2 separate regions of the Mus musculus genome follow, and region 1 is linked to region 2. A link is a loop called in an ENCODE intact Hi-C map of the cell type or tissue named here. Cell type or tissue: heart. All regions are shown on one strand. Each heading gives the region's core, and the rest is flanking DNA. Links, peaks and the distances in the headings are about the cores only.

Region 1 (4,478 bases), core at 213-4,212, 210 kb before region 2:
ATTACCAATATTTTGCTATATGTGGATTAAAAAGGACAGTTTCAATCTTTAGTCAAGTGGCCCTTGACAGTTGCAATAAAAGCCCCTAAGCTCACCTACACACTTCCCTGGTTAGGCCAGTAGCTGAAGTTCCCATGGAACAGACAGGCCACAGTTCAGAGAAACGACAGAATTCTCTCCCAACTGTTGGTTTCTAGGTGACCCATGAATTATTTACTGTTTAGATCCTTTTAATTAGTAGGCAAAAGAAGAGAAAAGATCTTGGTTTTCTTATATTTAGAAATAGCAGTCTTGTGGGTAAAGTGCTTGTCACACAAGTCTGAGGACCTGAGTTCAATCCACGGCACCTACATAAAAAGGCAGCTGTGGTGGTATGAAGAAGTTAGATGTGACAGTACACCTTGTCATCCCAAGACTGGACAGGGAAAACATGTGGGGCTAACCAAGAAACCCTAGGTTACCATAAGAGACCCTGATTAAAAAAGCAAAGAGTACCACTTCTGAGGAATAACACTTAAGGCTGACTTCTGTGCACACACACACTGCCCAAGGAGATGTTAATTGGCTGTTATTGACAAGAGTGTGTTTGCTGCTTTGAGAATGTTAAGAATGATTCCTTGGTTTAGCAGTAAACACAGTAGACTTCAAATTATCAGGTATATTTTAATTTCCCTTACTATGGACACATGTAGATTGATTTAACTTCCTTACAGAAAATCCACTTATATATTTCACACATTTGACTTAAGCTTTTTTGGCATGTGTTTATTTGTTCTATATTCACCTTCTTCACTGACAAATTCATGCTTTTTGTGTATGGTGAATATTCAGTATTCTCGTTAGTTTTTTAAATTATTTTGGGTGTGTATGTTTTACCTGCGTGTATATATGTGTGCTGCATGTATGCAGTGCCCATGGAGGGCAGAAGAAAGCATCAGATCTATCAGAGTTTGAGTTGCAGACAGTTGTGAGCCTCCAGGTGGCTGCTGGGAACTGGACCTTGGTCCTCTGGAAGAGCAACCAATGCTCTCAATGGCTGAACATCTCTCCAGCTCCTACCATCTCTCTTTTTTTTTTTTTTTTTTTTGAGATCCGATAGACACATGATGATCTTTCCAGACCAGGAGTTTTAATTTGAGAAGAGAGGACTATAAAAGACAGAGAAAAGGAATTTCTTTAAAGATTATTTATTTTAAAGATTATTTATTTTGATGGTCATGGTGCCACATGGCTTTAATCTCAATACTCAGAAAACAGAGCAGGTGGGATCTCTGTTAAGGCTAGCTTGGTCTACACAGCAACTTCCAGTCTGCCTAGGGCTGTATAATGACAGACTGTCCAAAAAAAAAAAAAAAAGACTTTATTTTAAATCATGTAGGCATGAATTTTGGGTGGTATGTTCACATATGTGCAGTTGCCAGAAGTGCATGTCAGATTCCCTGGAACTGGACTTATAGGCTATTGTGAGATAAGGGCGCTGAAATCCAAAGTTGGAATCTCTGCAAGAGCATTCTGTGCTCTTAAATGTTGAGCCATCCTTTCAAGCCTGAGAAAGAAATCTATCAGTAACTTCCGGGGAGATTTTCCAAATTCACTGTGTGTTTCCCTCTTAGAGCAAAAGAAAACTTGGCTGAGGAAATTGGTGTTTTGAGAAGGTATCTGATCTAACCTGCCCCTCTGACCTGTTGCCCTAGCTGTTGTCTGTCCTCACAAGGCACTCCCTTCATCTCTGTGCTAGGTCCCTTTTGACATCCCAGCTCAACTGACAACCAGGGCTTGCATGAAAGCTCGTGGCCAGGAAGGGTGGACTGGGCTTTAGCTGCGGAGCCTGAGGTGCACTTTGGATGCAGGTTTAGCAGTAGCTGCCTCTTCCCTTGCCTGAGCAAACTTCAGTGACTGAGGCAGCCGGTGATGGAGGTGGACAGCAACAGCTCCTCTGGGAGCTTCATTCTGATGGGTGTCTCTGACCATCCCCATCTGGAGATCATCTTTTTTGCTGTCATCCTGGCCTCTTACTTGTTGACGCTGGTTGGGAACTTGACCATCATCCTGCTTTCGCGCCTTGATGCTCGGCTCCACACACCCATGTACTTCTTCCTCAGCAACCTCTCCTCTCTAGACCTTGCCTTTACTACCAGTTCAGTCCCTCAGATGCTGAAAAATTTATGGGGGCCAGACAAGACAATCAGCTATGGTGGGTGTGTAACTCAACTCTATGTTTTCCTTTGGCTGGGGGCTACTGAGTGCATACTGCTCGTGGTGATGGCATTTGATCGGTATGTGGCAGTTTGTCGGCCCCTGCACTACATGACCGTCATGAATCCTCGCCTCTGCTGGGGGCTGGCTGCTATTAGCTGGTTGGGTGGCTTAGGCAACTCCGTGATTCAGTCAACATTCACTCTCCAGCTCCCATTTTGCGGACACCGAAAAGTGGACAACTTCCTGTGTGAGGTACCCGCCATGATTAAATTGGCCTGTGGAGACACAAGTCTCAATGAGGCGGTGCTCAATGGTGTTTGTACCTTCTTCACTGTGGTCCCAGTAAGCGTCATCCTGGTCTCTTACTGCTTCATTGCTCAGGCAGTGATGAAGATCCGCTCTGTGGAGGGACGTCGAAAGGCTTTCAATACGTGTGTCTCCCACTTGGTGGTAGTGTTTCTCTTCTATGGCTCTGCGATCTATGGGTATCTGCTTCCAGCTAAGAGCAGTAATCAAAGCCAAGGAAAATTCATTTCTCTCTTCTACTCTGTGGTCACACCCATGGTGAATCCGCTCATCTATACTCTAAGAAACAAAGAAGTGAAGGGGGCCCTGGGAAGATTGCTGGGGAAAGGAAGAGGAGCCAGCTGAGGACAGCACAATCGTCTTCATTTCTTATTGCCTCTCCACCTTGCATTCTGTTTTCTTATGAGAAGTTCTGTCTTCAGTAAAGCCAATGCATATTCCTGACAATTCTACACATTTGGAAGATGGTTAGTGTTACTTGAGACATTCTTTGTTTATTTTCCAGAAATACGACTGTGGACCACAGGTAACAGGGCAGATATGTATCGTTGTAGGTCCAGAGACTATTGACCTACAACAGATCCATTTCAGTGTCCCTGACTCTGAGGTCCACATTATGTGTTATAGCATAATTCTGATGAATTTTTTTTACTTCCTAAGGAAAGAAACGTGAAGTTTCTTGTATAATTTTCTGTAATTCCATGAATTGACACCACACGTTATCAACTTCAGATGAAAATAGAATTCATCTTGGTATCTTAGCCATCCACCATCGTGTTCCGGTTCTCTGTCTCTTCTTAGTACTACATACAGGCTAACTATTCATGCTTCCCATCTCCTTCTCACCTGATTATCCTTTTCTGTATGTCTGCATCCAAATTTACCTTCTATCCAATGTGATAATTAATAAGAAAAGATAGGCAAGACCATTTGCCTTTCAATACTAGCCTAAAATGTCTCCATCTGGCTTTGTTTAAATCATTGCAGCTGACAGCCAGAGCCATCGGGTTTGCTATGAGTCAGTGGACTATGGGATATGCTATGGTTCCTTAAGCAAGTTTAGGAGGGTAGTCTGTCCATTAAGCATGTCCTCTGTTTCAAGTTTTAATCTTCCAGCACTACTGTCCCAGAAATCCAGCAACTGGTTTAGAACAAAACTTATCTCAAGAAACTTGTGTGTTGGAACAATAACACCTATATTGTATGTAGTACAAGCAATTTAAGCTTATCCCTGACTAGCTCACAAATAAATGGGACTCAGACTTTGGTTATTTTTAATCTATTTTTCTAACTGCTGGCCTGGCTACCTCCCCAGCAATGTACCCCAGATACTTGCTCTTTCTCCTGGCCATGTACTCATGGTCTATCGCCCCTCGTGGTGGCTTCCTCTTCTCTCGCGTACTTCCTCCTCTGTCCTTACCTTAGTATATACTTCAAATTTACTTATAAGCTCTTGTAAATTTTCTTCTGAGACTCCTCTCCAATTTTTATTATTTTCCTTTTCTTGTATCTTCAAGTATTTCTTTTATTTTCTTAAATGACTTTGCTCATTGCTAGAATGGCAAAACAAAACAAAACAAAAAAACCGCTCATCCGCCACCACAGTTTACACACCCTATGCCTAGACAGAAGCTATATTAATATGGGACAATTGTTTAGCAGCTACATTATTAGAAAAGAGAAAATTAATAGGTTTTAGAAGTAGTTTCAAAGGATCTGCCGCTTTGCTTCCATTTCTGTTATTGTATTTGCCTGCCTATTACAAAGTATATGCTGGATAAGTGCTAGTGAATGAAATTATATTAAGTGTTATGGATCACCTTCTTATGGTAAGAACTAAATGCTCCATGCAGACCATTTTCACATTTGCTGGTTTGGGTTATCTCGTCCCTTGAATAGAATGGAACGAGCACAGATACATTTTCCCTTCCAAATTTTCATAATTCCCCTTTAAAAATCTAACAACACTATCC
Region 2 (4,478 bases), core at 278-4,277:
CACAGGAGGAGCAGGAGCAACTTGCACAGGCTGGTGACCCAGAGCCCAAGTGAGGAATGCAATGCACTCATGAGCAGGTCAAGAAAGCCCCATGGGACACGTGACAGTCTCCTGCCCAACAGTCATATGGGACGACCCCCCCACCCCCCCACCCCCCGGAGAGAGATGGGAGTCAACCTGGAGATGTGTCCTCAAACTTTTCCTCCTTGTAGTGATCAACGACGATGTCTGTTTCCACAGAGATGAGCTTCTTCTTGTCAAACTCCCTCAGGTGCAGCAGAGTAAGCTCATCGAACTGCTCATAGCAGAAGAGCACCTGCAGGCATTCAAGCCTGTCAGCTGTAGCAGCAGAGGGCACTGCTATGGACACTGGGGTCTGGGGCCTAAGCAACAGCTCACAGAGCCATCTAAGACTGGCTCTGGCTGTCTTGCCACGTGCATACATTAGTCATGAATAATCCATCTGCCACCTAGTGGGAATGACAACCACATCACAGACGGGCATTGCCTCACACCACATAGCTTCCAGGGCCTCAAACACAGTCATTTTCTCTCATGCACTTAGACCCTGTAAGATACATTCTTGGCCCAGCAGCAAGCCAGAGCCCACCTACCTCAGTATGTTTCTGCTTCATGGCTTCGTAATAGGGTGAATGTTCAGCCAGGTGACGGTTAGGGGCACACAGGTAATAGATGTTGCGGGTGCCAGCCTGCATTCGGCTGGCATAGTCTGGTAAGCTGGTCAGCTGCCCAGCAGGCAGGGCTGAGGACTCATACCGTAGCAGTTTTGCAATATCCTCCTGCAGATGTGGGCAAGTCACTGCTTACTCCAGAGCCAAAACCTGAGCGCGATTCCTAACTCAGACTCTTGGTGAAGCCTGCAGCTTTCTGGCTCCCCAGCCTGGTCCCCAAAGGTTATGGTAGACTCAGAGTTTCAGATGCGCCTATGAACCCCACTGTATATAGGACCATGAGAAAACATTTGAACCTAGGTGATCAAGGGCCTCCTGAAGAGCTGGGTAAACTACCTCAGGATATTCAGTCGTCAACCTCCCCCCCCCCCCCCCGCCACCCCCCCATACCAGACCTTCTCTCTGTCCTCAGTAACAACTAGACGCAGTTCCCAGCCTCCTCAGCCAGTAGTGTTCATTACCAGTTCTGGCTACTGGAGTATGTGGCAAAGAGAGAGGCCTTATGGGAACAGGACATAAATCCATGCAATGCAGCCCCCATGGGCTGTGCAGAATAAAGAGCAGAGGTAGGATCCTGCAGTGTCAGCTTGGCTGCTACAGTATCTAAGACACTGTCAGCACTGACCACCTCAGCACAAGGCCTCAAGGAAAGGGTTTAAGAATGGATAGAGTTAGACCCAAATGCACACGCTACTATGCCTTGGATTCCTAGTAGACAGAGAAAGAGTTTCAGAACTTGCCAAGAACAGGTATGGCCAAGCCGGGTGTGGTGGCACACGCCTTTAATCCCAGCACTCCGGAGGCAGAGGCCAGCCTGGTCTACAAAGTGAGTTCCAGGACAGCTAGGGCTATACAGAGAAACCTTGTCCCAAAAAACAAAAACAAAAACAAACAAACAAAAAGAGCAGGTATGGCCACATCCACATCATAGGTACATCTGGCTCTTACCTTACACAAATATACCTAGTCAAAAAATGTATTCCAATCATTTGGAAAAGGCCTTGTCTGGCTCAGCAAATGCTATTAGGTGCTGTAACTAAAAGTGAGATAAGGGGCTAGAGAATAGGCTCAATGTTATAGGGGCTTGCTGCACAATCTTCATGAGGGCTGGAATTTAGATCCCAGCACTCACATAGCAATTGGTGTCTCACACTCTAGATCCAAGTAGGGACATTCTGGCTTCCAACCAAGCTGAGAAAATGTAAGTTCCAAGTTTAGGGAGTTATGGTGCTTGAAGGACACCAGGCATGCTCCTGGCCTTCACAGGCACACACACAGATGCAGACACAGATGACTAAATCTTAAAAAGTGCGGTCAAAGAGAGTGAATGTGTCACATACTGATCATAAACGCTCCCAAGAGCTCATGAGCTGGGTACCCAAAGCAGCGGTCTTCACAGACGAAGCCTCGAGAGATGACCAGATCACATGACTGAAACTCATGAGCTCTCGGCTAACAGGCTAACAGGAAGTGACAGACGTTAGGACTGGGGTCTAGGTGGTAGAATCATTGGTGTTGGTATTGTCTGGACTCCACCCCCAGTTACTTGGCAATGGCTAGGTAGGCCTGGCCTTATAAAAGGGGCTGCTTGCCTACTCCTCTCTCTCTTACTCTTGCTGCTCTCCCTTGCCTCTTGCCCCCCTGCTCCTTCTCCCCTTCTCTCTCCACGTGGGCATGGCCAGCCTCTACTCTCTCTTTCTCTCTGCCTTTCTCTGTCTCTGCTACTCCTTAACTCCCCTCCCCATGCCCTGAATAAACTCTATTCTATACTATAATGGTGTATGTCTGGTCCCTCAGGGGAAGGGATGCCTTGGCATGGGCCTGCTGAGGCACCCACTTCCCCCACACCTCACCACACCCCCATATTTTATGGAATAGAACATATTCCTATACTTTTTTTTTTTAAGATTTATTTTTTATGTACATGAGTACACTGTAGCTGTCTTCACACACACCAGAAGTAGGCATTGGATCCCCATTACAGATGGTTGTGAGCCACCATGTGGTTGCTGGGAGTTGAACTCAGGACCTTTGAGAGAGCAGTCAGTGCTTTTAACCACTGAGCCATCTCTCCAGCCCCCTTCTTTATCTTTTTATAAACACATCAATTAGGGTGTGTCCTTTAAAGGTGTGTTTAAGTGTTTTCTGTCACCACATGCTCCCAGTGTAATATCCATGGCAAAGGGTCACTTCCCTCCTTGAAAGTCCTCTCCTCAGCTACTCTGTCACAATGATGGACAAATATAACAAAAGCAGACCTTAAGTAGACAGGACAGTTGGAGCAGCTGACAGGCTGGTGGGAAGAAGGCCCAGAGAAGAGCCATGTGCCAGACTTTATAAACTATTTGCGAACAAATGTATTCCTTTTCAGCAATTACACTGGCCAATGGTAGTATTAAGAACTCCACCCTTTTTTGTTTCTTTGGTTTTTTTTTTTGGTTTTGTTTTTTCGAGACAGGGTTTCTCTGTGTAGCCCTGGCTGTCCTGGAACTCACTCTGTAGACCAGGCTGGCCTCAAACTCGGAAATCCGTCTGCTTTTGCCTCCCAAGTACTGGGATTAAAGGTGTACGCCACCATTGCCCGGCTGAGCTCCACCCTTTTATAAGCCAAATAAATCCTTTTATCCCCAAGAGACTTTTGGGTGTGGTGCTACATCATAGCAAAAGAAAACTTAACTAAGACAGTAACTGTACCCTAATCTCACCACTGCTTTTCTGTTCTTTCCTTAAACCCACATCTCTCTTCCTGCCATCTGCTGGGGCCAGGGTGTCAAGGGTCAAGAGACTTGGCCTTTCAGCTAAGAGCATAAGGACTTCGAGACAAGGGTATGTGATGGCTGATCTTGACCACCACCCTGACTGGATGGAGAAGTGCCTAGGAGACACAAAGCACACCTCTACGTGGGCCTGCAAGGATGCTCCAAGCCCCTCCCCTGTATCAATGGATTCCAGCAGTTTTTACAGATCTAAGCACTCTGTTCTGTTCCTTTCCCCAGTGACAAAGTATCTGAGAAAGTCAACTTGAAGGAGCCACAGCTGACTGAGGAGGCGCACTCAGTTAATTTCTGAGTCTCAGTGGCACCACTGCATAGACAGGGGGCCCAGGTAAAATAGAGAGAAAAAAAACGCACAGGAATTCTGTTTCGGCTCCAGCTAACTGAAGCAGATAACTATGGCTTTGAGTAGCTTTTGTCAGATGTTCTGTCAGTGCCTGGAGCCTGGCTAACACAGGTAAGAACACATGCAGACCTGCTGTATCTATGAGGACAGACCCAGAAGCCCAGTGTTCCAACTGCTGCCCATGTGACTTGTCACCACATCCAGGACAGCCTCTACCAGCTTCCTCTGTAGCAACAGGGCTGAGGCTGACAGGGAGGACCGAGATCATCCTACCTTGATGTCTTGCTCTGCAGTGGTCACAATGCCCTCCCTCATGAACAAGCCATAATCTTCAAAAAACTTTGCGTATTTTTCAGCATCTTTTTTACTCTGGTCAATGAAGAACTTGATCAATCTCTGTTGTAGAACATCCCGGAGTTTCCTACAGAACACAAGTTACTCACTGTGAACAAAGCTTTCTGTCAAGTAAGGGGGCGGGCGTACACACCCGGAGCCAAAGGGAAACTATAGAACAAGAGACACTGTGCTGCCCCCTAATGAGAAGCTCGCTAGGATGCTCTGCAGGTGGGTGGTGGTACAAACTGAATTCCACAGGACAATCAGTAGTGGGCATCTCCTGAGCACCAGCAGGGATCACATATGAGAAACAAGGAGAGGCGCCTGCAC

What was found. Peaks named below come from ENCODE experiments on the same cell type or tissue, not always from the same donor. Only the 100,000 strongest peaks of a DNase experiment are listed, where the experiment ranks them.
Region 1: a loop joins it to region 2, with 4 times the contacts of the local background. A loop is called at or near these places in 2 of 42 quality-filtered maps.

Annotation. Positions count from the first base shown.
Region 1 is chr16:3,837,064-3,841,541 of GRCm38, forward strand. It overlaps Olfr15 (olfactory receptor 15), which reads left to right and starts at 1,912. Exons shown (of 1, transcript NM_008762.2): 1 at 1,912-2,850. The coding sequence starts at 1,912. The coding sequence ends at 2,850. In heart, for the core only: a CTCF peak has its summit at 2,644; no DNase peak of the experiment used is centred there; H3K27me3 peaks cover 1,191 bases.
Region 2 is chr16:4,045,266-4,049,743 of GRCm38, forward strand. It overlaps Trap1 (TNF receptor-associated protein 1), which reads right to left. Exons shown (of 18, transcript NM_026508.2): 12 at 4,086-4,233; 13 at 615-800; 14 at 178-316. Among named protein-coding and RNA genes, the nearest start is that of Dnase1, 10 kb to the left of the region's middle. In heart, for the core only: no CTCF peak of the experiment used is centred there; no DNase peak of the experiment used is centred there.